Regions from separate parts of the Homo sapiens genome. Here regions 1, 2, 3, 4, 6 and 7 are each linked to region 5. A link is a loop called in an ENCODE intact Hi-C map of the cell type or tissue named here. Cell type or tissue: PC-3. All regions are shown on one strand.

Region 1 (4,000 bases), 100 kb after region 5:
TGAAAGTTCTCTGAGTTGGTAGCTTTAGTTGAACATAAATCCTGGCTCAGCGGCTGCAGGTGTGCCTGGACCCCTTCTGGAGCTTCTTTGGACATTCTGTCTCCTTCCTTCGGGTAAGTCACTGCAGATTGTCATTGTTCAAGCCATGAACTACCCATGAAAATGACTGGAAAAGCCATGTGTCTCAAATGGAGCATTTGAAACTTCCTTAAATGTCAGGAGTTTGAAAATCTTATTTTATATTTTAAAACTTAAGGCCATTCATCTTTGGCAGAATAGGGTGGAGGCAAAGCACTGCCTTCTATGTTAAAATGCATTTATGTAGACACTAAAGTTCTTCCAAAGCTTATAGAGCTTAAGAAAAAAATATCATTCTAGTAATGGTGGTAATGAAAATTAAAATCTTTCTTCATTTTAAAAAATCGCCATTGAATGGTGTAAAAACTTTACATTTTCTTTATTTTGGAAGTTTTAAAATTGCAGAGTAGTTGAAAGAACTGTATAGTAAACACTTGCGCAAACTTCATCCAGATTCAGCAATTGTTAATATTTTGTTACATATGGTTTATATCTATTATCTATCTGTCATCTGTCTCCTGAACAATTTGAATGAAAGTTGCATGCACCATGATACTTTCCCTAAATACCGTAATATGCCTCTCTTGAGAATAAGAACATTTCCTTCATACCACAATACCTTTATTACGCTTGAGAAAATAAGCCTTAATTAAATGTTTCATATAAAATATAGTACATACTTAAATTTTCTATATTGTTTTAAAAACTCCACTTGCAGTTATTTTGGGAGAATTCGGGATCCAACAAAGATTTTCACATTGCATTTGGTTATATATTTCACTAATCACTTTGACCTGATTCTGTCCCTGACTTTTTGGTTTTCTTTTGTTTTTCCTGGTCTTGATCTTTTTTGAAACGTTTGGACAGCAGTCTTGTATAAAGCTCCACATCCTAGAGTTATCTGATTGTTGCCTCATAATGAGATTCAGGTTAAACATTTTGGCAAGATGATTACATGGGTGATGTGTCATCCTCAGTGTATTAAATCAGGGACACATGATGTCAGGTCGTCCGTTCTTGATAGAGCTGTTTGACGACCCAGTGCAGGGATGACTGGCCGATCTTTCTGTTTTAAAAGAAAAATTTTCCCTTTTTCATTAATAAGTAATCCATGGGGTTTTGAGACAGTGTAGTACTCTCCCCCAACAACATTCCACCTAGTGGTTCTGTCGTCTGTTGATAATCCTTGCCGAAGGAGCAGCAAATCTATTTGGGATTAAAAATCATATCTTGGCCGGGCGCAGTGGCTGACGCCTGTAATCCCAGCACTTTGCGAGGCTGAGGCAGGTGGATCACCTGAGGTCAAGAGTTCAACACTAGCCTGAGCAACATGGTGAAACCCCATCTCTACTAAAAATACAAAAATTAGCTGGGCGCGGTGGTGTGTGCCTGTAATCCCAGCTACTCAGGAGGCTGAGGCACGAGAATCGCTTGAGCCCGGGAGGCAGAGGTTGCAGTGAGCTGAGATCGTGCTACTGCACTCCAGCTGGGTGACAGAGTGAGACTCCGTCTCAAAGAAAAAAAAAAAAAAGAAATCCTACCTTAACATTCTATCCCTTCTTCTATTTTATTTAGCTAACATTCTCATAAATTTATAGCTTTTTTCTCTCTCATTAATATGTACCTTTTAAATTAATTCAATATATTATGTCTATTAGCTTTTTAATTTTTTTTATCATGCACAAATTGCCCAAATTTGGAAGCCCCTTCAAAGGACTGTGTTCTTTTGAGGGGTCTCCATCATGCTTTGAGTGCTTCCTTACTCTCTTACCCAACGAGATATCCCAGGCTCATCCTGTCTCATTCTGGAATCAGCCAGTTCTCTGAGAAGCTCTAGTTCCTTTAAATAGAGAATGGTATCATCTAAAAACAAGATTTGGGGTCCAGAATTGTTCCTTGTTTATTAGAGTCCTCATTTCTAAGGCTTTTCTTTGAACAGATATAGGAAATCAACATGCCAGAATAAGATAAGATAGGATAAGATGTGATATATAACACAATATAATATATTAATGTATCTACACTATCTACAAATCAAATCCAATCCCACAGGGTTCATTCTCACCTTGCCCCATTTCCTATGTGTATCTCTGTTCCCCCATAGTGAAAAGCCCTGATTCCTAACATCAGTACATTTACTTGTTTCTTATAATCTATACAAGAAAAGTTTTAGAATCAATGTGGACTCTTTGACAGGTTGGAGAGTGCTTCGGAAGCAACATTTCATGACTTCGTACTGACCCCTAGTGTTTACTTTTTTGCTTTTGTAGTTTTCAAGGGATTATCCTTAAAGAGGTTGCCTGTTCTGTATCAGGTTTTCTCAATCTCAGTATGACTGACATTTTGTGCCAATGATTCTTTGTTGTGGTGGGCTGTCCTGTGAACCGAAAGGTATTTGGCAATGCCCATTGTGTCCATCCACTAGATGAAAACAACACCACTCCCTCCTCTGCCCTTCCAAGCTGGGACCATCAAAAAGGCTTCCAGACATTGCTACCACACCTTGGGGGTCAAAATCATCCCTGGTTGAGAACCACTGCTCTACCCAGACATGCAGTAGAGAGAAATGCTATTACAAATACTTTCTAAATGTGAATATTTAAATCTCTGGTAAAGAAAATTAGTCATTACTGAATTTTTTGTTCAATTAATTTATTGGTGTTTCCCAAGGTGCTCAGGATTATGGAATTTGTTAATGTTGAATTTGGTCATTTGTTAGGCAGTTTTCAAGCAGAAGAATTTTAAAATAAAAACAATTGTGGATTGTGAATATGCCTTCAAAATACCATTTAATCATCAAGTAGACAAGTGAGCTAGGAATGGCTCTTTTCTGCTGCACTGTCAATATGATCTATCACTGATTATGTTCCCAGTGAGTGTCAGTTTGGTTAATCTCCAAAAGGCAAGTGTAAAAATTTCCTTTTTGGTTTGGAAGCACATCATACTTCGTTATATTTTCATTGCACTTTGTTATGGCTATTCTGATATTATGGGAAGGGACCAAACTGCAGGAAATATAAATGTGTCATGCTGTAAAGGACAAATTCAGGAGCAACTCACAGAATTGCCTCTTTACTTATCTCCAGAACGGAATGACATCACTTTTCAGAAAGACACAAACTACTCACCTGAACCAAAGGAGGTAAATAGGAATTGTGATGCCTACAGTTAACAGATATCAGTAACAAGAAGAAATAATAATTGAAAATAATAATCAAAAAAATGATTGAATTGCAGCTGGGCATGAACCACAGCCCACTTTATCCATGCTGTAGCCCCTCAGTGTGTGATGAACACACAAACTCTCCTGTGTATTGTGGCAGAAAAAATGACTAAAACAGCTATTTTAGATTTTCCAGTGACTTCCCACACTTAGTTCTAATTTTGAGTTAAAGGCCAAAGTAATGATACCTTTAAAGAGCTTAAAATAAGTGACTGAATAAAATAGAAGTGAAGAGAGGTGGTATTCAAATTGTTTAATTGAATTGTTTAATTATTTTGCCAGTGGGCGTCAATCCATCAGAACGACTCCAGATGCAGCATTGGAGCATGATGGAGGCCCCTTCCTGTGACACACAGTAAAATTACTGGATGGAGAGGTGACTGGGCCTCCCAAGGAAGGGACAGGGACAGGAGCAGGGGGGGATTTGGAGAATGGTGCATCAGCAATTTACTGGTATGAAAGTATTGTAAGAATTTTGCTTTGAGTCTGCTGTACTGTACAAACCAGCTGAATTTCAGCTCTGAGTACTTACATAGTAAAAGAAATCCCTCAGCCCAGTCCTAAGAGGGGCATTCAATGAGTCCCAGAGGTGATAGACAGTTAGAGGTATAATTAATCAGTTATTGACAAATAAATGCCTAAATCTGAATCTTACTCATTTAGGTAGTCATTTCCTAGGTGCTTTGAGATATAAGAGTT
Region 2 (4,000 bases), 220 kb before region 5:
AACAATTGTATATATTTATGGGGTATAGCGTGATGTTTTGATACATATTATGTGTAGTAATCAGATCAGGGTAATTAGCATATCCACCATCTCAAATATTTATCATTGCTTTGTGTTGGGAACACTCAATATACACCTAGCTATTAGAAGGCCTGTACTATATTATTATTAACTGAAGTCACCCCACAGTGCTATAGAACACTGTAATTTTGTATTTTTTAACAAATCTCTATCTCCCCTCCATCCCTTACTAATCTCTAGGGTCCTCTGTACAAGTTTTTAAATGTATGTACAGAATAATTGCAGTTTTTTGTGAAGCCTTCATCAGTTGGGTTTTAGAAGTGTCGGAATCTTTGAAAAACTATATTATGAATCAACTCATGTCCCATATTAGTATTAAAGTTTTGTTGTTTTTAGTAAACCAATCATTTACCTTTTCATTGCATTTCCCCTCAAAATCAGTTGGAAGTGTCTACACAAAGCATTTATGAAACAGAGCATAAGAAAACCTCAGCTTTTGCTGCTTTTAGCTAATTAAAATTATCAAAAACAAAGCCTGCAGACAGGACGCCATATAAATTAATCACCAAAGAAAGAAAGAGGGAGCTGAACAAATTTAAGAATAAGAGTTCAAACGTGTGTGATGTTTAATTTTGAAATTCTATAATTGCATTTTGGAATATTTCAACTCGTGGGAGGGATCTTTTGATAGGATTTGTACTTTTAATTAGACAACTTCATATATATATGTATTTTTTACCAGTACAGAATGAAACCAAGGTCCTCAATTTTGCACTTTCTAAACTTGGTGAAATGTTCAAAATAATCATAAACAGATAACTTATTTGACAAGTTCCGGCTTTTTGAAAACATTTTCTCTGAATAGAGGCAAAGAAACCATAGCTGTGACAATATTAGAGCTGGATTATTTAAGAATTAAATTATGGAAAAGTTTTAATCAACAATATCCCTTATGTAGAATTTGCTCTGAGCTTAGCAGGTATTTCAGCATCTACTGAAAGACTATCTTCTAACAACCCCAATTTCGTTAATCATAAAATGAGCTTTGAAGAAGATTTCTGGCAATTTTATAAAAGAATTAAAAATAATACAGCACATTGAGAAACTAAATTCTTCGGAAAAATTGTAGTGACAGCTTTGGAGACCAGGATTTCTAAAATACCTGAGATTATACAAGAATAATGATTTTGTTTGTTTGTGTTTTTTTCACACTGAGATAACAAAAAGTTTTTTCACATTTTGCTTAGTGTGTACAGATACATGCTATTTTATTTTATTTTTAATTAATTAATTATTATTATTTTTTGAGATGGGGCTGGAGTGCAGTGGGCGATCTCAGCTCACTGCAACCTTCTTCTCCCGGGTTCAGACGATTCTCCTCTCTCAGCCTGCTGAGTAGCTGGGATTACAGGTGCATGCCACCATGCCCGGCTAATTTTTGTATTTTTAGTAGAGACAGGATTTCACCATGTTGGCCAGGCTGGTCTCGAACTGCTGACCTCAGGTGATCCACCGGCCTCAGGCTCCCAAAGTGCTAGGATTACAGGCGTGAAACAGTGCGCCTAGCTAGACACATGCTATTTTAAAAGAGAATTTTATTAGGGCCGGGCGCGGTGGCTCACGCCTGTAATCCTAGCACTTTGGGAGGCCTAGGTGGGCGGATAACCTGAGGTCAGGAGTTTGAGACCAGCCTGGCCAACATGGAGAAACCGCGTCTGTACTAACAATACAAAAATTAGCCAGGCGTTGTGGTGCACACCCGTAATCCCAACTACTCGGGAGGCTGAGGCAGGAGAATCGCTTGAACCGGGAGGTGGAGGTTGCAGTGAGCTGAGATTGCCCCACTGTACTCCAGCCTGGGCAACAGAGCGAGACTCTGTCTCAAAAAAAAAAAAAGAGAATTTTAGTTTTGAAAACTTTTTTTTTTGTATAGAACGATTTTAAAGGTCCGCCGGTAAAATAAAAGCAGCTGTCAATTCAGATTTCATCTATCTATGCAACTTTAGCTCTATAACTGTAATTATTTTTGATGCCCTTTTCCCTTTCAGAATTGTCCTGGTGTGGAAGAATAATTATATGGTCGCGCTCTCTATATAACAGGGCGGAATAGTAAAAATGCTCTCCAGAAAGGAGCTTTTCAGGTTTTCTTCATCTCCATTGGCCTCAGGAGAGGTGTTATTTTTGCTAGGTATGAAGTTTTTTCTGGTTGTTGTCTCGACCCTGACACCATAGAGTTTGCTTCTTTGTCTGGGTGGATGTCAGGGCTGAGAAGGAAACAGCTCTGTCACTTGAGAACTGGCTTAATCTGTGGGGAAATCAAACTTAGTCTCTATGTTTCCTCTGTAAAATATTAACTGTTAAGGTGCCTTCCGACTCAAACGCAATGTTATCATCAACCTTTAAGAGAATCGGTCACTTCTGTTCATTTTCTCTTCCACTAGATGGCGCTGTCCGTCACATTATAACAGTGCTGCTCAGGGCCTGGAACGGTCAGTTGCTACAGCTTTTCTTTAAGGTCTGTGAACTCCCGCCCTGCCTTAGACCTTCTGCCCCTGCTGCTATGGGGACGTTGTTGAAGTGCTTTCTTCTCCTTGCCACCAAGACACTCTGCAACATTCCTTAACGTTTCATTCTAGGCCACCTCCCCAAGCTTAAAAAATTTGTTTATGGTAAGAACGGTTAATATGAGGTGTAACTTCCTAACTAATTTTCAGTGTACAACAATATATTATTATCAGCTGTAATAATAATAACAATATATTATTACAGCGTTGAACAGCAGATCTCTAGAATCTATTCATCTTGCTTAATTGAAACTTTACTTTCCGTCTTTCTAGAACTCACGTTGCACCCGGCGTGACTATGATTTACCACTCACAGTTCAGGGTGGGGACACTGAAATACGAGGCTCATAGAGTCTGGTGGTACTGGGTCTTGGTGAGTAGGAGCAAGCAAGGCACTGCCCAAAAGCACTTCTACCCGTATGAGCATCCGTCCACAGGTAAGACCCGGGGACTCAGCCCCAACTTACCTGATGTGGCTCTGTGAGCACCAGGTGTGTGGGGCCGGGAGACAGGGACCACCCTAGTTTAGCTTCCTTAAGACCTTCAACAGTGGCTCTGCAAAGTGCTTATAAAAGGAAAAATCAGTGGAATGAATCCCAGGGCAGCTGAGATCTGCTGTGGATCTACTCTGTACCAGCCATGTGCTAGATGCTTGATATACACAACCACATTTATGTGTAGCACAAAAACCCTGTAAGGTAGGGACTGGTACTTTGATCCTCACTTTGTTTCTTGAACTTTCGCTAATTGTTCTTTGCTTCTGCCTCAACTCCGCCCCTTCTGTCCCTCTCAGTCTGATATACCAATGGACTGCCCTCCTAGCTTGGTTTCCTAGATTCCAGTACCATTTGGTGCATTATTGCAATTAACTGTTGAAAATCATGAGCCTCTTTCATGTTAGGGAACTAGGTCTTCTGGGTGGAATCCAGCCCTGAAGGCTGGGAGTTGGTAACTTTGCCATGTGTTTCTTGTTGTCACGAGATGCCTCATCCCTCATTCTAGGAGTCCTAAAAATTTCATATGTCTCAGCATCTCCTGAGAATTTTGTTAAAATGCAGATTCCACGGTCCCATCTCTATAGGTTCTGACTTATTATCTAAGGTAGGCTCGAGAATGAGTATTTTGAAATAAGCATCACGGGTGATTCTGAGGCAGTTTCCAAGGATCCTGTGTTGGGAAACTCAGCCCCGTGGGGCTGGCTCATTGTCATGGATGCCCTGTCTTGGTGCCTGCTTCTTAGCTCCCTGCCTATCTCTAGAACAGGTACCCCATGTGAAACGCGCTCATCAGGAATCTGTCCCTTTGCCCCTGGGAATCTTCTGTAGTCCAAACCAGGGCCTTCACCCTCAGCTCTGTTTTCAGGTGTGAGGCTCTTGCTCTTCCTCAGAGACAGGTTCCATGAGTAACCTTTTCCT
Region 3 (4,000 bases), 190 kb after region 5:
GACGTGTTATTTTATTCCAAATTTTGTTTTCAAAGAGCTGTCTCCCATGTCGATAAACAAGATTTTTTGTGCCTTGGCTTACAACTTGAACTAGAGTATATGCTTTTGTATAGCTAACATCTAAATGTATATTTATATTTATGTATTTGAGTGTATAGCTGATGTCTTGCATACTATAGCAGAAGTACTTCCATTTTGAATTAAACTCTAATTCTCCTATATCCGGATAGCAATTAATCTGCAGAAAAAAGATTTTGAAGGTCAACATTATACAACCAAAGGATTTCCAGATGTGTGTGTGTTGTCACCCTGAGTAACGGGAGTGATCATAATTCACCTATGTAATTCCTAGGGTGCTCTCTCTACTACTGTTTTTCATTCCACTTTGGAATTACTGATTCTTTCTTTCTTGGTTCCAAATGGGCAGCTGGAAAAGGCCATCACCTATGAGAAGCTGAATGAGTGGACCAGTGCAGACATGATGGAGTTGTATGAAGTGCAGCTACACCTTCCCAAGTTCAAGCTGGAAGACAGTTATGATCTCAAGTCAACCCTGAGCAGTATGGGGATGAGTGATGCCTTCAGCCAAAGCAAAGCTGATTTCTCAGGAATGTCTTCAGCAAGAAACCTATTTTTGTCCAATGTTTTCCATAAGGCTTTTGTGGAAATAAATGAACAAGGTACTGAAGCTGCAGCTGGCAGTGGGAGTGAGATAGATATACGAATTAGAGTCCCATCCATTGAATTCAATGCAAATCACCCATTCCTCTTCTTCATCAGGCACAATAAAACCAACACCATTCTTTTTTATGGAAGATTATGCTCCCCCTAAATCCTGCATATCTCTCAACAAACAAGACCATCTTACAGTGTGAAAAATGTACCATGAGATGGAAAAGCACAATTTTCACAAAAATGAGTTTGTAGTCTAAACCTTTTTCACATTTGAATATAAGTAAATAGATCTTGAAATAATGCATTCTAATGATCCTGTCATATCTGTACAGCTGGAGAGAATGACGATTTTTATTTTTAACACGTTAACATTTTGTCTAATGTGACTTTCATTTACATTTCAGAAGTACTATGCTATTCAACTGAATGCCTTACAATTCTTGATCACTTGCAATATCCATGATACTTGTTATCATATATTTCATATACATCATTAAATGAAAAAAAATCTTTATAAAGGTGATATGATATTGATAAATACGAAGTTTCTCAAGAATATCGTTTTGATCAAAAATTTAGCCCGGCATGGTGGTGCACACCTGTGTTCCCAGCTACTCAGGAGGCTGAGGTAGGAGGATTGCTTGAGCCCAGGAGGTTGAGACTGCAGTGAGCCAAGATCACACCAGTGCACTCCAACCTGGGCAACAGAGCAAGACCCTGTCTCAAAAAAATCATTTTGGTGGCTCATAAATTATGATTGTAAAACTAAACCCCCTTTTTCTGCTATTTAAAAAATACTTATATTGACATTAGCTTAAAAAACTAGTGAAATCCAAATGAAATTTGAAGTTTAGCTAGTAGCAATCTCTCAATGTTGGTGCCCTAGTTTTGACAAATGTACCGTGGTCATGTAAGATGTTATCACTTGGGGAAACTGTACTGGAGTATATGAGAATTAGCTGTATTATCTCTGCACCTCTTCTGCCAATCTAAAATTATTCCAAAATAAAAGTTTTATTAAAAATAGTCATTATGGATGGCTGAAATACTCAATACCAACATCCCCCAGTAGCCTTAGCCCCGGCGAGCGCAATGCAGCGCGCGTTCCTCCTCCTGGGCGCCCATCCTCGGCTGCTGCCTCTTCCTTTCGGGCCCCGGGACCTGACCTTCCTTCCGGGTCCGCACAGAAGGCCTGAGCGCGTCGCCTCTAACACTGGTCCAGGGCGGGGGAACGCGGTGTGCCTCGGCTGCCACCTCCTGGTGACTAATTCTAGTGGACGTGGAGAGCGAACCACAGCCTCAACAACACCTAATTCTAATTACAGCTGGTGATCGGTGAGGTGACGGAAATAAACGGGGCGCTATGGCGGGAACTAATAGATGGTCTCCTTAGGGTGTATGAGGTGTCCCTTGACCCTTCTCTCCCCGAAGTGGACATCAAGGTGATCCTCCCCCCATGACCTCCTACCCGTGGCATCCTGCGACCCCCACCCCCGCTGCCAGCCCAGTCCTCCCAGGAGCCCTCGAGGGGAGCACGGGGTTGGCTGAGGGGATGGGGGAGCTTCCGCGGACACAGTCCAGCCCCGCAGAATGCAAGCGGCGCAGAATCCTTGAAAGAGCTTCCGAGTGAAACCCACGCCCGCCCGTGGGGCGGAGCCCTAGCAGGGGCGGGCGAGTTCCCGCAAGGCCAGCGCGGAAGGGAAGAACACGGTGTGGGGAGGCAGGGGCTCAGGAGGGCGCCATCAGCTGGTGCTCAGAGCCCGGAGGAAGGAACTCCCCCCGGAGTTGGGGGGGGTGGCCCTAGGGATGCCTCACCGGCCCCATCTCTCCACGGAGCTACGGGTAGCATCGCCCATCGCTCCTACACCCCACGCGCCCTGGCCCAGAACCGGCGCTAGGCTCGGGCAGGGATCACCTCGAGGCCGGGGCTACCCCAATTTTAGGGCCTGAAGTTACCTGTTGCTTTCAGGGACTCCGAGCCCTGTATTTCTCCGTCTGACTCAGCTCCTAGACCACACGGGAGCCTCTGCTCTTTTCCCGACATCTCCGGATTTCAGCATCTGGCTCAGCTTCCTGGTCATCGGTACCTGCACCATCATCTGTCCACACATCTGCAGCTTTCAGTTCCTCCTAGATGCCCGGCTAACCCCCAACCCACAAGATTCTACACCCGCTCGAATCTAGGCACTTTTACTGCCACTTAACTATGGCCACGCACTCTGTGATCCCATATGAACCTGGTCATCTCCCCAAACTGCTCAACTTCCTCCTCAAAAGTCCTCCTCCTTTTATTTGTTGTTTTCAGTAACTCTCTTATCTAGTTCTTTCTGTGCCTCTCTTGCCTCTCCAAGTGTCTTTTTCCGGCTCTTTTTTCCTCTATTGACCGCTTATATTTTGGCGTTCTTAGGGCTCTGGTGCTCTTCACACACCCTCTGGAAAATCACTCCATTCCCGTGACTTCAACTATATCGATTTGTTGAGGACCACTAAGTTTTTCTTTTTTTGTAGAGAAAGGGTCTCATTATGTTGCCCAGGCTGGTCTCGAACTCCTGAGCTCAAGTGACCTTCCCACCTTTGCCTCCCAAACTTCCCCTGAACTTTCCATATAACCTTAGCATGTCAAAAACGAAATTCATTTTCTCTTCCAAATTCATTCAGTTTCCTCTTTCCCCAATCTTGCTTATTGTCACTGCCATTCACTGGCTTGTCCAAGTCAGTAAGTCTGCAAATCATGCCAGCTTTCTCCTTCCTCACCCTCCTACCCAACAATCCCCAGGTCCTGTCCATCCTCCTTTTTAAACAGCTCTTCCATACATTTTTTAGTTTAGGTTTTTCATTAAATCAAAGACATTTCCCTAATTTCCTAGTATTTTACCTGCTGTTTCTGATTGTCACTATTCAGAAGGCAAAAGACATGGTAAATGCCATCTGTCCTTACCATACTATCCTTGTTCCAGCTTCCCTCTATCTGTAGACAGCATGCTCTCTCTAGTTCCTCATGGCTAGGTTTCTTGAAAGAGTAGTCGAAGAGGGCTGTCTTCACTTTTCCCTTTTATATCTCAATCCAATTCAATTTGATTTTTATCCCAACCACTCTCACTAAGGTAAGTAGTGACTAGAATACTGAGAAGTGGGCTCTCTTCAATCTTAATGTTCCTTTTCCTCTAGTAGCAGCTGCTGATACTATTCACCTCCTTCTTTTTCTTTGTCCAGCTTTTTCTGTATCTTCTCCTTTTTTACATCCTTTTTGCTATGTCCTCTTTCTGAAGCCATATCTTAAATGTTGGCATTGCTGGGCATGGTGGCTCATTTCTGTAATCACAGC
Region 4 (4,000 bases), 59 kb before region 5:
ACTACTCTATACCAGTATAGTCCTAGGGTATGTAAAAGATGAAAAGTAAAATGAGACCAGAGTCCATGCTCATGGTGCTCAGCCACTCATTTGGTAATATCTGCCCATGAATACACATTAAATAAGTAAATAAGTAACTTGAGAGGCCAAGACATCAAATGTGTTTAGTCAATGTGCAAATATATCAACATTGATTCTGTGTGAAGGTGCCCAGGAAATCTGAGACCATTATTTAAACACAATAAATCTAAAAACCTTGGCAGTCTTTGCACTATTTTGCCTTCATTGGCAAGTTCCAGTGATTCCGTGAGCTTTTGTTCTTTAATAAGTTGAGCAAATATGAACTACAAATGGTGTCATCTTGTCTCTATTCATTGTGTTATGTAATTGGAAGAAGAAATTCTGTTTGTTTCTTGCCTGTAAAACAGACAGGCAAAAGACCAGTCTTCTGGCATTTGTACCTGGGTCAGTTACAGAATCTCATGATTCAATGCTTTATAGACTCTCTTGCTTGCTTAATAGCACAGTATCTCATTTCCTGGAGTCTATGGGCTGACATTAAAAGCTGTGAGAATCAGGTAATCAGATAGCTGTTGGTTCCAGAATCATAGACTCTTGGACCCAAAAAGGACCTCAGAAGAAAAAGCAGCAAGCGTAAATTACAAAACATACTTTGAGGGAGAAAAAAATACAAGCTAATTAATGATTTAGCAGAACAAACAGCAGTATAAGTGCTTTCATGGGTCTGCTGAACTTTGGCCACTCACAGGGCCACCTTTAGGCCTCAGAGATGGGGCAAGACCAGGTCAGAGAAGTGACTCCAGCAAAGCATTAGATACAACTGCCTTGATTTGCAGCTGAAAAATATGAGGCCAGAGGATTTTCCCAAGATTGCCTGGAAAACAGGACTAGTGGTCTGGCCTCGATGAAATCAATCATGGAGGACAAGTTTGATCTCCCACAACCCTGCTCCTACTGGAGCCTGTTGTTTGACACACTTTTTCTTTCCCGTTAGCTCTGGCATCTTCCTTTCTTCTGCCTTCGTCCTTCTCCTCCCTCACTGCCCATCTCTTTATGCCTCCATTTTGATCCCTCCACAATGACTTCTAGCTCCTTTCACTCTTCCTTCTTTGGTATATTATATACATTTTTAGTATTTCTATGTTTATTAAATCAAGTACTCTGTTTTGAATTATTTTTATGAGTGGATTTGTTAAATATTTTATATTTATCTCTCTAAACAAGATTACACTAATTAAATTGTTGTGTGACCCAGCATTTACTCTGTGATCTGGATACCACCTCCCTATCCCAACAAAATAAGAACTAACAAAAACCAACAACATTTTTTTTCCCTCCCTGTTCCAGATTCTCCCTTTTGGATCTCAGCACTGAAAAAGTCCTCCTTCCCTCCCTCCCTCCCTCCCTTCCTTCCTTCCTGCCTGCCTGCCTGTCTTCCTGCCTGCCTTCCTGCCTGCCTTCCTGCCTGCCTTCCTCCCTTCCTCCCTCCCTCTCTCCCTTCCTTCCTCCTCTCCCTGCCTACTTCCTTCCCTCCTTCTTTTTCTTTCTTTCTTCTTTCTTTTTCTTTCTCTCTTTCTCTCTCTTTCTTTCTTCCTTTTCTCTCTCTCTTTCTTTCCTTTCTTTCTTTCATTCTTTCTTTTCCTTCTCTCTTCCCTTTTTTCTTTCTTCTTTCTCTCTCTTTTCTTTTTCTCTCAATAAATTCTCAGATAAGACTCTATTGTACACACAAACCTCGGATAACAGCAACATATCATGTTCACTATTTACTGTTCTCAGCATTATTCAGTACACAGGTTGTAAAAACAACAAGGCAAATGGATAGGAACTCCCAACAGTTGATCTGTGTATTCTCTGAGTAAGCCTTTCTTTGAGAAGCTGAACCTTGCCTCTCCACCCCATTAACGCAAGCACTGTGGAATGCAGTCTTTAAGGAGCATGGGAACACAGAGGGTGGTGACAGGCTAGGGTGGAGGGGTGGTGATTTTTTGTAAGATTGAGAAATGCAGGAAGCTGATCAGCCTTAGTAAGTCAAACCAGCAATACTGTTTTAAAACCCAGGATCTGTGGCCATTAGAGGAGGAGTCTAATGGGGTTCCATTTATCAGAGATGCCTAATTTGGGCACATGGGCTTTCCATTTCATTACAGACTCAATCTCCTGCTGCTCTAGCCAATATATAGGCAAAAAGGCAGCTGAGTGAGAAACTATGTTTTCCGGACAGAAGCTTCAGGGTCTGTAGGTGACAAGAGAATGGTTTCCTAGGACAAAGGGTAACTAGCCGCAGAGATTGGACAGCTGTGGAAGAAATCACTCAGCTTTCAAGACAGTTGAGGAAGACACTATATTAAAAATCTGAATTGCAGATGGAAACTCAGAATTTTCTATAATAAACGAGTAACATGGACTTCTCAATTTTAATTTTTATTATTTAGTTATTTTTATAACAGCAGCATTAGGACCCCTCTGAAACTGTGGCAAAAGAGGGTTTATAAAGCCTGCATGTCACAAAATCGATCTGATCCAGCCCAGCCCAGCCCAGCCCATCCCACCACTTCCTACATGATCCGTGCAGGGAAGATCCCAAAGGTGGGGAATTTGCTGTATTCCTTGCTGTATGCATCATGCTAGTGCAAAGCAGTCACTCACTGCTTGCAGAGTGCAGCGCACAAGAATGAGGTCTGGTATAAAGAACGTGATTTTCTATTCCAAAGCTAGCTTAGGGGAAGAAGTATAGGCTTCCTGCCTTAAGGGTACTGCTTCACTTTTGGAGCAGAAAGCAGGGGATTTTAAGAGGGAATGTGGCATGAATGGCACGCAGGGAGGGAGTGAGCTGGTGGGGAGTCCATGTGACTTGTTTTGGTATTTGACCTACTGGGTGGTTGAGCTGGCACCATCATGGTCAGAACTAGATTGTAGAGTGGTCTTGTCTCCAGATTCTCTCCAGGTGGGAGAGAATTTTGTAGCAGGCATACTTTTGGTTATAAATTGACTATTGTCTCTCAAGGCAATCTCCTGGTGGGAGATATTTCTGCCCTGGAGCTTTTAAGTAAGCACATGGTTAGATAATTTTGCCTGTTGAAGGGAAGGTAAATGGTTTTAACTGCATTTCTAAAGAGCTAAGTAAGAAGTGGGGGAATTGGGGAAAGGGAGGAAAGAGAAAAGAAGAGAAAAAAACCTCATTCTATATCTCTTAGAAAAATTGGGATAACTCAGTTACACTAGAACAGTACCTTGCATGTTATAGATGATCAATTAATATTTGTTGGATACCCAACTAAGGCTTTTGATGAATTTACAGTGAGAAAGAATTAGGAATGAAGGCTGAAAACCACTATATATCATCCCTTCTTTGTTGTGCACAGGTATGTTGTCAACTAAACATGCTCATTCCACAGAATGAGATCAGCTAATCCTTGATTTCCCTCATAAAGTTCTGATGTAGGATTTTTCTTCTTGCTTGCTTTGCAAGCTGAAGATCTCTGGCTGGCAATGCCCCACCTGGGCCCCACTCAGCCATGCTGGCATGCCCCAACTTGCCTGTGTTATAGCTTGTACCCACATTCAGCGATCCCTGAGCTCTTGTACCATACTCAAGAAGAAAGAGGATACGCAGGACACTGAAGAGTGAGGAGGATGGAAAAGAATTTTATTGAGCGATGAAACAGCTTTCAGTGGAGAGGGAACATGGGAGTGGTCCCCCTACCTGAAGGTGTGAAAGTCCCTCTGTGGCTGGGTCCAGGGTCTTTCATGGACTCAGAATGGGGAATGCATGCTGATTGGTTTGTGAGTAGCAAAAAAGTTTAAAGTGAAGACACCACTCAAAGGTGGGCATGACAATGTAGAAAACCAATTAGGAAAGGGTAGGTATATGTAAAATAGGTTAAGGGTGGGGACCAATCAGAGGAAAGCATGCCAAATAGGAAAACAAGTTCTCAATCTGGTCTGAGGATTTAACTTGTAGCTTGGCTTTCAGGCTTTA
Region 5 (4,000 bases):
TCAGGGCTGACTTGACCTCCCAGTCTTGTTCAGATGTTGCAGAAGTTCTTTGAACTGTTCCATGGTGCCTTTTCTCTCTGAGATTCAGACTGTGGTGGGGAGAGGAACATGACCTGAGCAGACAGGTGGGCTGCTTGCATAATCACCCCTCATCTCCCAGCCTGAACCACGTCCTTTGGTCATGGACATCCTGACTCTGACTCTGCACTTGAGCATAAATTCTTTCCAGGATGTTTCTTTTTTCCTCATTCAAATAATCTCCATTAGGCTCCCTCACCACTTCTTCATGTGCTCCCATGCCACCCGAATTCCTGCATAATCACAGGGGTCCATCTGGGACCCTGGCCATGCTCGTAATTCCCACTTAGAGATATCAGACTCTGAGCTTCAGCTTCTATCTAAATTGCAACCTCAGTACACACTCTCAATCCCTCTTTGCTGTTTTACTTTTCTCATTAGCATTTACTTCTCTCTTGACATACACTTTACTTATTTATCTTGTTTACTGGCAATATCTCCCTACTAGAATGTAAGTTTCATGAGGGCAGGGGTTTTATATTTTTGTGTTGTCTCAGCAACAACAATTCCGGGAGCATGGTAGATCTTCAATAAATATCAGTTGAATGAATGACAGAATTCATTCTTTAACTGTTTTGATGCTTTTAGTACCTACTATGTTGTAGAATTGCAAAGTGAAGAGCAATGGCCTGAGTGAGATAAGCTGGGTGGAGTTAGTGCACTGAACTTGGCCCATGACAGAGCTCCACTGACAATTCTAATAAGATTGTTCTATAAGCAAGTTAAGGTGGCTTCAGGTTACAGTGTAGAAAAAAATGTTTTATTTCTACATACACATTCTCTTCTTAGCAAGGAGATGAAAAAGCCTGTGTACTACATATATCAGATGGTTAAAAATACAACTTGTGTTGAGCTGGTTTCCCAGAAGATCTAAGCTACAGTTTAGAAAGGGGAAGCCCAGACTGTCTAACTGAATTCAAGGTGTTGATAACAGAGAGCTTATCTGTTTAGTGGTTGCTGATTTGTTAGGATACGATTCAAATCTTGTAAAATTGTTAGGGATGATTGGCCAAGCGTTGTGGCTCACGCCTGTAATCTCAGCACTTTGGGAGGCCAAGACAGGCAGATCACGAGGTCAGGAGATCGAGACCAGCCTGGCCAACATGGTGAAACCCTGTCTCTACTAAAAATACAAAAATTAGCCTGGCATGGTGGCGGGTGCCTGTAATCCCAGCTACTCGGGAGGCTGAGGCAGGAGAATTGCTTGAACCCGGGACGCAGAGGTTGTAGTGAGCCGAGATCCCACCACTGCATTCCAGTCTGGGTGACATAGCAAGACCCTGTCTCAAAAAAAAAAAAAAAAAAAAAAAGAATTGTTAGGGATGATCAAGAATCTTCTGACATCTCCAAAATGAAGTTTCCTAATATTAAATAAGGTAACGAGTTTTGCCCATTATTCATTGAAATTTTATTCAGCTTTTACATTAAAGTTATAATCCTTTTGTCAACCAGTGTGTATTGAGCTCCTCCTTGTGGATGAGACAGTAACACGGGATGAATAAAAGATATAATCTGTCCTTGTGGAAGCCCAGGATGACAACAGAAACAAGAGCTAACATTTATTGCAGTATTATAACTTCATGCCAGGCACCGTTGTACATATCTCACTAATTTGGTCCCATAACTCTACGTGGCATGTCTTATTGCTATTTTCAGTCCAAGATGAGAAGACAGAGAATTGGACAATGTCAGTGGTTTGCCTAGATCAGTGTTAGTTGCAGAGCCAAGATTTGAGCCTAGGAAGCCCCAGCTTCAGAGTCAATGTCCTGTCCTCCATGCTATTGCTGTAGTAACACCCAGTACATTTGTGGGTGGGGTTAAATTTGCAGTTTAGAGAACTGAGTTCTAATTCTGATTCTCTATAGCTTCTCCTTCAGTCCCACAACTAAGCCTTTGAGATGAACGACACTAGTTTAGATGGAGCACTGCACTGCTCACTGCAGAAATCAGCTCCTCCCTGTGGCTAAGCTTTTTCCTGGCTCAGGTCCTAGAACCTTTGACTTTTACAAACTTTCTCACCCACCATACAGATGCATCCTCTCTGTTTCAGCTTTTGTGTGTGATAGTACTCCTCTAGCCTTTGTGCTGGGAGGTCATTGTTGACTTAGTGCTTGTCTCTTTCTTTTCTCTCTCTGTCTTTTTTTTTTCTTTTTTTTTTTTGAGATGGAGTCTTGCTGTCACCCAGGCTGGAGTGCAGTGGCATGATCTCAGATCACTGCAATCTTTGCCTCCTGGGTTCAAGGGATTCTCGTACCTCAGCCTCCCGAATAGCTGGGATTATAGGCACTGACCACCATGCCCAGCTAATTTGTGTATTTTTAGTAGAGACGGGGTTTCTCCATGTTGGCCAGGCTGGTCTTGAGCCCATGACCTCAAGCGATCTGCCCACCTTGCCCTTCTAAAGTGCTGGGATTACAGGTGTGAGCCACCGTGCCCGGCCCTGAACTCCTTATTTCACAAGGCTCAAGGTTTCTGCATCCCAGCAGACATCCAGTTGCCCGGGAGATGTCGATTTCTCCTAGTGGCAAGTACCTCCCTCTCTATGTGTGTTTTCTTTCTCTTAAATCCAGCTCCCCCGCCTATGGTATAAGGTATGGGGAATTTATCCCCCTCTCCTTCATGTGGAGAGAAGCAGCATCCCTTTCCCCTTTTCCTCCCAAGAAACCCCCATTCTCTAACCTCCAGGGGAAAATCCTCAGCATCCTCTCCAGTATCTTGGATGTGAGCCTTGAGGTCAGGGTCATCAGACCAGGCCCATGGTGTCTTGGCCTATCTTGAGTGGATGCCCTGGTAGCCCTCTTTACAGCATGATGCATGCTTATTATCTGCTAATATCTGCCTTGGACCAGCAGACAAACTCAGAAATGAGACAAGTCCCATTTAACATTATTACATCTATATTTTATTATAGGATGAAGTTGGAATTGGAGTTTTCTGGGGTAGATCTGGGGAGGACTTAGTCTACAAGCAAGTCAGGAATGGGATAGGGTTTAAATAGTCTCTGAGAAGGTGGGGAGCCTGTAATGTACCCTGAAACCTGTTTGCTTAGCTATACCATGCCAAGTGGGATAGCTCCCTTTGAAGATTTTTATTTCCACATTATGTAGACAGCTCCAGGGGAAAGGGCCCCAGGAGAGAGGACAGGCAAGAACACCATTGGCCGTGGCTTGGGCCGATGAGAACAACAGCTACACCTTAGCTCCAGGGACAGGCTTCCTCAAAGAAATTACAACCATTTTGGCCCTTTTATGCAGGTGGCTGCAGAGGTCGATGCCTTGGAAATAAGTTCCCCAGCAGCAGGGTAGAAAAGACACAGTGAGATACATCATACTTAAGATTCAACTGGGAGCATACCAGGGATGCTCTATAATGTAATCGAGGGAAGGTTGAATGAAACAAAGTGATTTATCATCTATAACTTCAAACCTATTGGTGTTTTGACATCAACTCTGTTAACATTATGTTATCATTTCATAGAGTCTTTGATATACAAATAAAATTTTATTTGTATTTAAAATAAAAGAAAAGGTACAGTGAGGAAGTAACAGCAATTGCCAAAGACATGTGCCTATTGCTCAGTAGGAGATCATAGCTGTATAACTTACAGTTGTCACTTAAGTTTTTGGCCAAATAAAGCAAGGAAAACATAGGTTCTCAAATATCCTAAGGGCTACATCAGAGAATCATAAAAAATACCAATTATTAATAATAATAGTTGATATTTATTGAGGTTTTACTCTGTGCTTGCCTTGTGTTAAGTGTTTTATAGTTATTTGTCATTTGTTCTGCAACAGCAACCAACAGGGTAGGTGATACAATCAACCATATTTTAAAGTTTAGACAATGCAGGCTCAGAGAGATTAAGCAATTTACCTGAGGACACACAGTAAGTCAAAGAACCAGAATCTAAACTCAAGTTTCG
Region 6 (4,000 bases), 160 kb before region 5:
TGTAATCCCAGCACTTTGGGAGGCTGAGGCAGGCAGATTACTTGAGGTCAGGAGTTAGAGACCAGTTTGGCCAACGTGGTGAAACCCCATCTCTACTAAAAATACAAAAATTAGGTGGGCATAGTGGCAGGTGCCTGTTTCCCAGCTACTCGGGACACTGAAACAGGAGAATCACTGGAACCCAGGAGGCGGAGGTTGCAGTGAGCCGAGATCACGCTATTGCACTCCAGCCTGGGTGACAAGAGTAAAACTCCATCTTAAACAACAACGACGACAACAACATCTATCTTTCCCTTTGGGATTTGAGTTGCCACATTTATCATATACTCAATTTCCATATGTGGTTAGGTCTGTTGATGGATTTACTAGCCTCTTCCTTTGGTCTGTTTATTCATGTACCAACATCAGTGTTTTAATTATGGAAGCTTTGTTGCTTTTCCTTTGCAATGGTTTCCTATTTATTCTTGTTTGTTTATTTTTCCATATGAACTTTAGAATCGTATTGTCTTGTTATTTTACAATTTTTTCTCTTTTTAATTTTTCCTTGTGATGTTTAGGAAAGTTTGTATTTTTGTTCTAGACATTATTTTTATACAATATTATGACCTAATGGCCTCACGGTACTCTTTTATTTACTTAGGCTTTTATCATTTTTAAGTGATGTCTTTTGACACCCATCTACTGCCTAATAATCAACAGATTTATATTCTACCTTCTAATTTCTTTCTAGCATTTCCTCTCACTTTATTGTCATTTTTTTTACTTTGGCAGCCCATATAAAACATAGAACATTTATATATTACTTTCCTACTCTTATTCACATGTTTGCTTTAGTCTTAGAGCTATAATAAAATATATTTGTGCTGTCAGTCTTTTGCTAAAGTTTCTTCTTCAATCTTTTTTTTTTTTTTTTTTTGGTTACTGGATGAAGCTCATCCTCTGGTAGATTTCTCAAGAAGGGCTAACAAGTACAATATTCTCTAAGTTCTTGACTGTTTAACATAGTTTCTTTATGGTCTTGAAAGACCATTCATGAAAGAATACTTTTTGGCATATAAAATTCTTGGTTTGGACTTGGAATCTCTTTATTGTTCCACTGGTCTGTATGTTGTTCTCAAGAAGTCTGATGTTAACTTGCTTTCTTTACTTTATATTGACTTGATTCTCTCTCATTCTCTTTCTCTCTTCTCTTTCCCTCTTTTTCTCTTCTCGGCAGATGTTAAGACTGATTTTCCAGAATATGTCTTAGACTTTATCATTCAGGGTCAATTTTCCTAGTTACATTGTAGGCCATTTCAATGTACAGATTTGGGATTTATTTTATTTTTGAACTGTTTTCTTGGATTATAGCTGTAAATATCATTTCTACTCCACTGTTTTATTTCTGTACTTCAGAGACTATGGTTACACATATTTTAGATTTCTTTGCCTGTCTTTATTTCATTCTTTTATGCTTTTACTCTCTTTATTTTGTTTTTGTTCTCTAGGCTATTTTTATTTCTCTTCTCTATATTCTTTATTGTACTTTCTCCTGTAGGCAACTGGTAGTCTAGGCCCATTTCTGAGATGATTTTTTTATTTCCATCATTTCTATTTAATTCAGACATAGCTCATTACAGTACTTTCTTTCTGTGGTTATTTTGTTATTCATATATATTCTGAGTTTTTTAAATTATGACTTGAAGCATTCTTCATATTCGCAATCTCTTTCCAAACAATATTTAGTTCATAAGCTAGTGTTACACTACAGCTTTATTCTCCCTCATGATTGATTTCTTGGGTAGTATCTCCATGGCTAAAAGTTTTAATTTTCACCGTTTTCTTTGTATAGTAATTTTACATATTTGTTTGGTACTTTTTCTTGTTCATACTGAAATGTGCAGGATTTTTGGACTGAAAAGGACAGGCAACTTTATGAAGGTGAGTCGGGGGCCATACTCTGTTTTCTTGGTGAAAGAGTGCCCTCTTCTGTCGGTACAGTGAAGTGCAGTTTTAAAATGGTGTCTTACTGCTATGCTTGTTCATCTGAGTTTTGTGCAGAGAGATTTGAAAGTAGGTGTCCTCCATTATACTGAAGAATAGTTCCATCAGGGGAATAAATATTGGTAAAAAGAGGCCAAACCATTATGCAGAGGTTTTATGGTCATCTTTCTAGAAAATCTAAGCGAATAAGCTTATAATTTACCATAAAGAATGTTCTTCAAGATGGTTTGCTAGATATCCAAATTTTTTTTTCTTATACACCAGTAATAACTATTCACCAACACAACGCCTTATTCAATTCATAGCACTTAATTTTATTTGAGATTATCTTGTTTTTGTTTATTTATTGTTTGTATCACCCCCAAAGAATGTGAATTTAATGAGAGACTGGACCTTTTACATCTACATCTTATTCATTGCTTTACCTCAGTACCTAAAGCAATATCTGGCAAATAGTGGATGCTCAGGAAATACTTGTTGATTGACTGACTGAATGAATGAATGGAAAACCCAAAGACTGTATTCACAAGAATATCAAAATGATAAAATATCTATAAATAAATTGAACAAATTTATTTTTCTTGTGATGAATAACACAAATATGGAAACATTAAAATGTATACATATAGCTCAATAAATTATCACAAAGTGAGCAACCATGGAGCCACCACCCAGATTAAAAAAATAGAACATTACCATTGCTCTAAAATTCCCCCTACATCCCTTTTTAATTATTACTTTCTACCTCCTCTTCAATATGTAACAAATATGCTAACTTGCAGCACTATACAGTTGACCCTCAAGCAACACGGGTTTGAGCTGCATGGATCCGCTTGTACTCAGAGTTTTCTCAAAAAATATACTGGAAAATATTTTGGAGATTTGGGACAATTTGAAAAAACTTGCAGGTTTTTCAAATCACAGATTTTTCAAATTGCTGTACAGTCTAGAAATACCAAAAATATTAAGAAAAAGTTAGGTATGTAACGAAGGCATAAAGTATATGTAGGTACTAGCCTATTTTATCATTTACTCCCATAACATATGTACAAATCTATTATAAAAAATTAAAATGTATCAAAACTTGTGCACACGAACACTTACAGATAGTCATACTTGGTGCTACTTGCAGTTAAAAGAAACAAGAACAAAAGTAAAGATGCAATGTTAAGTCATAATTGCATAAATTAGCTGTAGTACATAGTGTATTACTGTAATAATTTCGTAGCCAACTCCTATTGCTATTACAGTGAGCTCAAGTGTTGCAAGTATCTGTTTGAAGCACAGTGTGAGGACAATGATCTCTGCCTGAGCAGCTCATCTGTCCAGTAAGTTGTGTATGACAATAAAAAGTGATCTCTCACAGTTCTTGTGTATTTTTCATCATGTTTAGTGCAATACCATACAGCTTGAATAACATCATGGGACCTGTATGAAGTGCCACCAGTGATGCTGAAAGTGTGCCCAAGAAACAGAGAAAAGCAATAACATTATAAGAAAAAGTTGAATTCCTTGATATCTACCATAGATTGAGGTCTGCAGTTGCATTTTCCCACCGTTTCAAGATAAATGAACCCAGTATCAGGACCATTGTAAAAAAAAGAAAAGGAAATGCGTAAAGCTGTCTTTGCAGCTACACCAGCAGATATGAAAACTTTACACTTTTTGAGAAACACGTTTTCATTTTATATTGAAAATGCAGCTTTTATATGGGGGCAGAATTACTATAAGAAAGGCACACCTATAGACTCTAATATGATTAGAGAAAAACCGAAGTCATTGTATGACAACTTAAAGCAAGAGGAAGGTGCAGGATCTAAAGCTGGATAATTTAATGTCAGTAAAGGATGATTTGATTATTTCAGAAAAAGATTTGGCTTAAAAATATCAAGATAACATTTTTTATGACCAACAGGCAGCAAATTCCCAGTTGCCATAAGAAAATAATTGAGGAGAAAGGATATCTACTTGACCATGTTTTTGAAGCATATCTAAGTGCCCTATTCTGGAAAAAAAG
Region 7 (4,000 bases), 65 kb before region 5:
TTCCAGGGATGCTTAGCTTTGCTTCTTTAAAAGTTACTACTTTAAAAAAATTACCAAAATACTAGAAGCTTGCCATAGTAAACTAAAACTGCAGAAAAGTAGGTAGGAAAATGTGAGAGGGGACTCCTCTCCTACAGGGCAGTGGTGGGAGTAATGACAATTTTCCATTCATACCTCAGCCTCCTCCAATCCTTGACTTTTGTCAAATTGCATCCCTCTGCAAACCAAAGCAAAAGAACATCTACAAGAGCTACTGAATACTCTACCTGGTGTTTTTTTTTTTTTTTTTTTGCCAATGAATTTAAATGTGACAAATTCCTTTCTACTCTTCTTAATACTTAACCCTAGTATAAGAAAAATACCCAATCAGGTAAAGCAGTATATACTATGTGACTGATTATTTTAAATTTAACTGGGATGTTTTACTGAGTATATATTTTTAAGCTACGTTGAATAAAACCCATTACATTTTATAATTTCTTTCAAGAGTGCTGTGTATTATTTAATAAGTATATAAGAGCTATTTTATCAAATAAGATAGTTTTTATTTATTTATTTTTATTATTTTTATTTCACTTTAAGTTCTGGGCTACATGTACAGAACGTGCAGGTTTGTTACACAGGTATACATGTGCCATGGTGGTTTGCTGCACCTGTCAACCCGTCATCTAGGTTTTAAGACCTGCATGCACTAAGTATTTGTCCTAATGCTCAAGTAAGATGACAGTTTTTACCATGAAATGTTTACTCATATCACAGGCCATCTTTATTATATTTTATCTTATAAAATGATTAATGTTTTAATCTCCTATTATTAAGATCTAAGATGCTATCTAAGATGCAGAATCAATACATTTTAAAAAGTATTTTGCCTACCAAATTGTCCTGAATGAAAGACCACAGAAAAATTTTTGTTCTCATTCACTTCATTAAGAGATGCAACTACAGAAAAAATTAGCTTTTATGTTTAATAATTATTTATCAAAATTTAAATATATATATTTTCAATTGTACACTAACAACAAGTATAGTGATAACTGAATCCAGATGAAACTTTTTAAACATATAGAAAAATGACCATGGGTCATAAGAACATTTTGTATTTTAAATGCATGTACGTACTTTCATTTCAGAGAAATATGGCAAGGTTATCAATAAAATACTTTCAAATGTAAAAGTATATTAAATTAGAAGAAAATTCTTTGGAGGAAGTGAAGTGGAAATATAACACCGAGGTAAAAGGAATGATGTAAAATATCTGAATGTTCAAGAGGTTTTTCATGTGTATTTCATAGGTTTTTCATGTGTATTTATTAACGATGGTGGATCTCACATGGTTAGATTTCACTGCATGCATGTAAAGAATGATGGAACTGTTTTATTTTAAAACAACAGAACTCACAATTTGCCTGAATTAAATCATCTGCAATTATTTATATTATGGGCAACATTTTAGCTATCAGCTTGGAAATGTGCAAGGAATATATGCTTTTCATAAAAATAGAAAAAAGTTATAGCGTGTTCTTGGGCAAAGGTTTCAGAGATCACCTGTAACTTGGTGTGGTGCAGCACATTGCTGGCCACACCGCCTGTGACACCGTGTGGCAGTGGCTGCAATAGCACTTCAACAGCACAAGACTTCCTGGGGACAAGAAAGGGCTCTGGCTTTTTCACTTTAAGGCAACAGCAAGGCTGAAGATTCCTCTCCTCATCCCTAAAGTTATTAAGGGGGAGAAGATCATGGGAGAGAGAATAACATCGTTCCTCAATAGCATGGGGAAGGAAGCAATTTCATCTGATTATGAAAAAGAATGTGGACTTATTTAATGATATAGTTTTTGCTTAAGTTTACCCTGGTCTTTCCCATCAGAGATTCTCTGTGTGTGATCTGTGGATCCCTGAGAGTTTCTGAGACCACAAGAACACAACCAATTTTATAATAATACTAAAACACTTTTGCCTTTTCCACTGTGTTGTGATTTGTGCTGATGGTGCAAAAGTGATGGCTAGGACTACTGTAATTTAGCATGAGGTAGGGCATGTTGGCTCCAAACTGGGCTGGTAGCCATGGATTCCTCACTGCCACACATATATGAAAACGTCATTTTTCACTTCTGAATGTTCTTGATGAAGCAATAAGTATTGTAGATTTTATCAAAGTTCAACTCTTGAATACACATCTTCTAATATTTGGTGTGATAAAATGGGAAGTATCTATAAACATCTTTAAAAAACTTGGAAATACTTATAGGTTAGCAGGAAATTGCCAAAAAATGTATAAGGAAATTTTCTACCAGTTTCCCCCAATAACAATATTTTGCACAACTATAATACAAATAGAAAAACCAGGAACTGACATTCATGCAATCCAAAAGACTCTTCAGAGGAAGGGAAGAACTTCTCAGGGTTTAAAGGATGAATAGGAGCTCAACAAGTGGTTAAGTCTGAGATGGCATGCATTACAGCAAAGGGAGGAGACACGCAAATTGTGATGGGGAAAAGCAAATAATTCTGTTTTGCTAAAGCAAGAAATGCAGGAAGAGACACTCACAAGGGTGATGAGACTGGGAAGGAAAAATTGCCTAATAATGAAGGCTTCTTGTGTCATGATGAAAGACCTGAGTTTTTTTTCTGAAGGCCCTGGGGAGCTACTGAAGAGTTTTAAGCATGTGGGTGGTATGAATAGATCTGTATTTCAGGATAATAACTACAGACTTTTTTTTTTTTTTTTTTTTTTTGAGAAACGAGGGACCAGTAGTAACAGGGAGTAATAGGAAGCCCATTAGGAAGGTTTGCAATAATGTATCTAGGTCATGAGATTTTGAGCTAACGCAATCCACGGAAGGAGGAATATTTAAGAAGCAAAAACTACAGGGCTTGGTAGTGGATGAGGGAGGTAGGGGAAAAAGGAATCTAGGATGACTCACAGATCTCTGACTTACGTGGTAGGATTTAATGATGGTACCATTCACTCACATGCTCAGTTTGGGAATATTTGAGTTTAGCTTTTTAAGAAACATCAAGATGTAGGTAGCTGGTTTTGCTAGTACAGAGTATGGTAAAATAATCAGATTACAGATACATATTTGGATGTCATCTATTTGGGACGTTGTTAAAATAATGTGAGTGGTGGAGGTCACCCAGAGAGAGAGAAGACATAATATAATAATAAGGAAGCAAAGGATGAAAACTAGGGGAAAACTAGATGTTGGAAAGAGGAAAAGGAGTTGGAATGGTGCACTGAGGAAGATGAGAGAAGAGAAATGAAAGCTAGAAGAGAATGTTCAGCATACTAAATGCAGCAGAAATGTACAGTACAGCAGGTACCCAGACATTTTGGTTTCAGGACCCCTTTAAGCTCTTCAGAATTATTAAGGAAATCTCAAAGAACTTTTGTTTATGTGCATTTTTCTAATGATATTTACTCCATCAGAAATTTAAGCAGAAAAAGTTTAAATATAAACTTATAAAATAACATCTTAATATTAAAAAACATTACAACCATTGCATGTTAATGTAAATGACACATTTTTAATTTAAAAAGCTATGTTTTCCAGTATACAAAAAATAGTGGTAAAAAAGGCATTGTTTTACATTTTTACAAATCTCTTTAATGTTTGATTTAGTGTAATTATGTCTTGCTAGATTTATGTATCTGCATGTGCCTTCAATCTGTTGCAATATGTTGTTTTGGTTGAAGAATATATGGCTTCACAGAGATATGTGGTTTGAAAATAAAGGAGTTTTTTTTTTTTTTTTTTTTTTTTTTTGAGACAGAGTCTCACTCTGTTGCCAGGCTGGGGCACAGTGGCGCGATCTTGGCTCACTGCAACCTCCGCCTCCCAGGTTCAAGCAATTCTCCTGCCTCAGCCTCCTGAATAGCTGGGACTACAGGCACGTGCCACCACGCCCAGCTAATTTTTGTATTTTTAGTAGAGATGAGGTTTCACCATGTTGGCCAGCATGGTCTCAATCTCTTGTCCTTGTGATCCGCCTGCCT

Evidence for each region. Peaks named below come from ENCODE experiments on the same cell type or tissue, not always from the same donor. Only the 100,000 strongest peaks of a DNase experiment are listed, where the experiment ranks them.
Region 1: it touches region 5 in a loop (12-fold over the local background); 8 of 110 quality-filtered maps call a loop at or near these places.
Region 2: it touches region 5 in a loop (9-fold over the local background); 15 of 110 quality-filtered maps call a loop at or near these places.
Region 3: a loop joins it to region 5, with 9 times the contacts of the local background. A loop is called at or near these places in 4 of 110 quality-filtered maps.
Region 4: a loop joins it to region 5, with 7 times the contacts of the local background. A loop is called at or near these places in 5 of 110 quality-filtered maps.
Region 6: it touches region 5 in a loop (8-fold over the local background); 7 of 110 quality-filtered maps call a loop at or near these places.
Region 7: a loop joins it to region 5, with 6 times the contacts of the local background. A loop is called at or near these places in 5 of 110 quality-filtered maps.

Annotation. Positions count from the first base shown.
Region 1 is chr18:63,842,106-63,846,105 of GRCh38, forward strand. No RefSeq gene overlaps it. Among named protein-coding and RNA genes, the nearest start is that of SERPINB2, 44 kb to the right of the region's middle. In PC-3, a CTCF peak has its summit at 2,323 (motif pointing left); a DNase peak (open chromatin) is centred at 2,306; H3K27ac peaks cover 2,800 bases.
Region 2 is chr18:63,516,163-63,520,162 of GRCh38, forward strand. It overlaps a transcript of SERPINB12 not described here. Among named protein-coding and RNA genes, the nearest start is that of SERPINB12, 24 kb to the right of the region's middle. In PC-3, a CTCF peak has its summit at 2,457 (motif pointing right); a DNase peak (open chromatin) is centred at 2,479.
Region 3 is chr18:63,934,411-63,938,410 of GRCh38, forward strand. SERPINB10 (serpin family B member 10) reads left to right here. Exons shown (of 8, transcript NM_005024.3): 8 at 428-1,701. The coding sequence ends at 832. Among named protein-coding and RNA genes, the nearest start is that of HMSD, 13 kb to the right of the region's middle. In PC-3, CTCF peaks have their summits at 1,947 (motif pointing left) and 2,146; a DNase peak (open chromatin) is centred at 1,911; H3K4me3 peaks cover 1,336 bases.
Region 4 is chr18:63,681,422-63,685,421 of GRCh38, forward strand. No RefSeq gene overlaps it. Among named protein-coding and RNA genes, the nearest start is that of SERPINB11, 20 kb to the right of the region's middle. In PC-3, no CTCF peak of the experiment used is centred here; DNase peaks (open chromatin) are centred at 320 and 1,920; H3K4me3 peaks cover 1,086 bases; H3K27ac peaks cover 3,798 bases.
Region 5 is chr18:63,740,404-63,744,403 of GRCh38, forward strand. No RefSeq gene overlaps it. Among named protein-coding and RNA genes, the nearest start is that of SERPINB7, 33 kb to the right of the region's middle. In PC-3, a CTCF peak has its summit at 1,549 (motif pointing left); a DNase peak (open chromatin) is centred at 1,568; H3K27ac peaks cover 2,655 bases.
Region 6 is chr18:63,576,604-63,580,603 of GRCh38, forward strand. No RefSeq gene overlaps it. Among named protein-coding and RNA genes, the nearest start is that of SERPINB13, 8.7 kb to the right of the region's middle. In PC-3, a CTCF peak has its summit at 1,938 (motif pointing left); no DNase peak of the experiment used is centred here.
Region 7 is chr18:63,675,134-63,679,133 of GRCh38, forward strand. No RefSeq gene overlaps it. Among named protein-coding and RNA genes, the nearest start is that of SERPINB3, 15 kb to the left of the region's middle. In PC-3, a CTCF peak has its summit at 1,600; a DNase peak (open chromatin) is centred at 1,608; H3K27ac peaks cover 2,233 bases.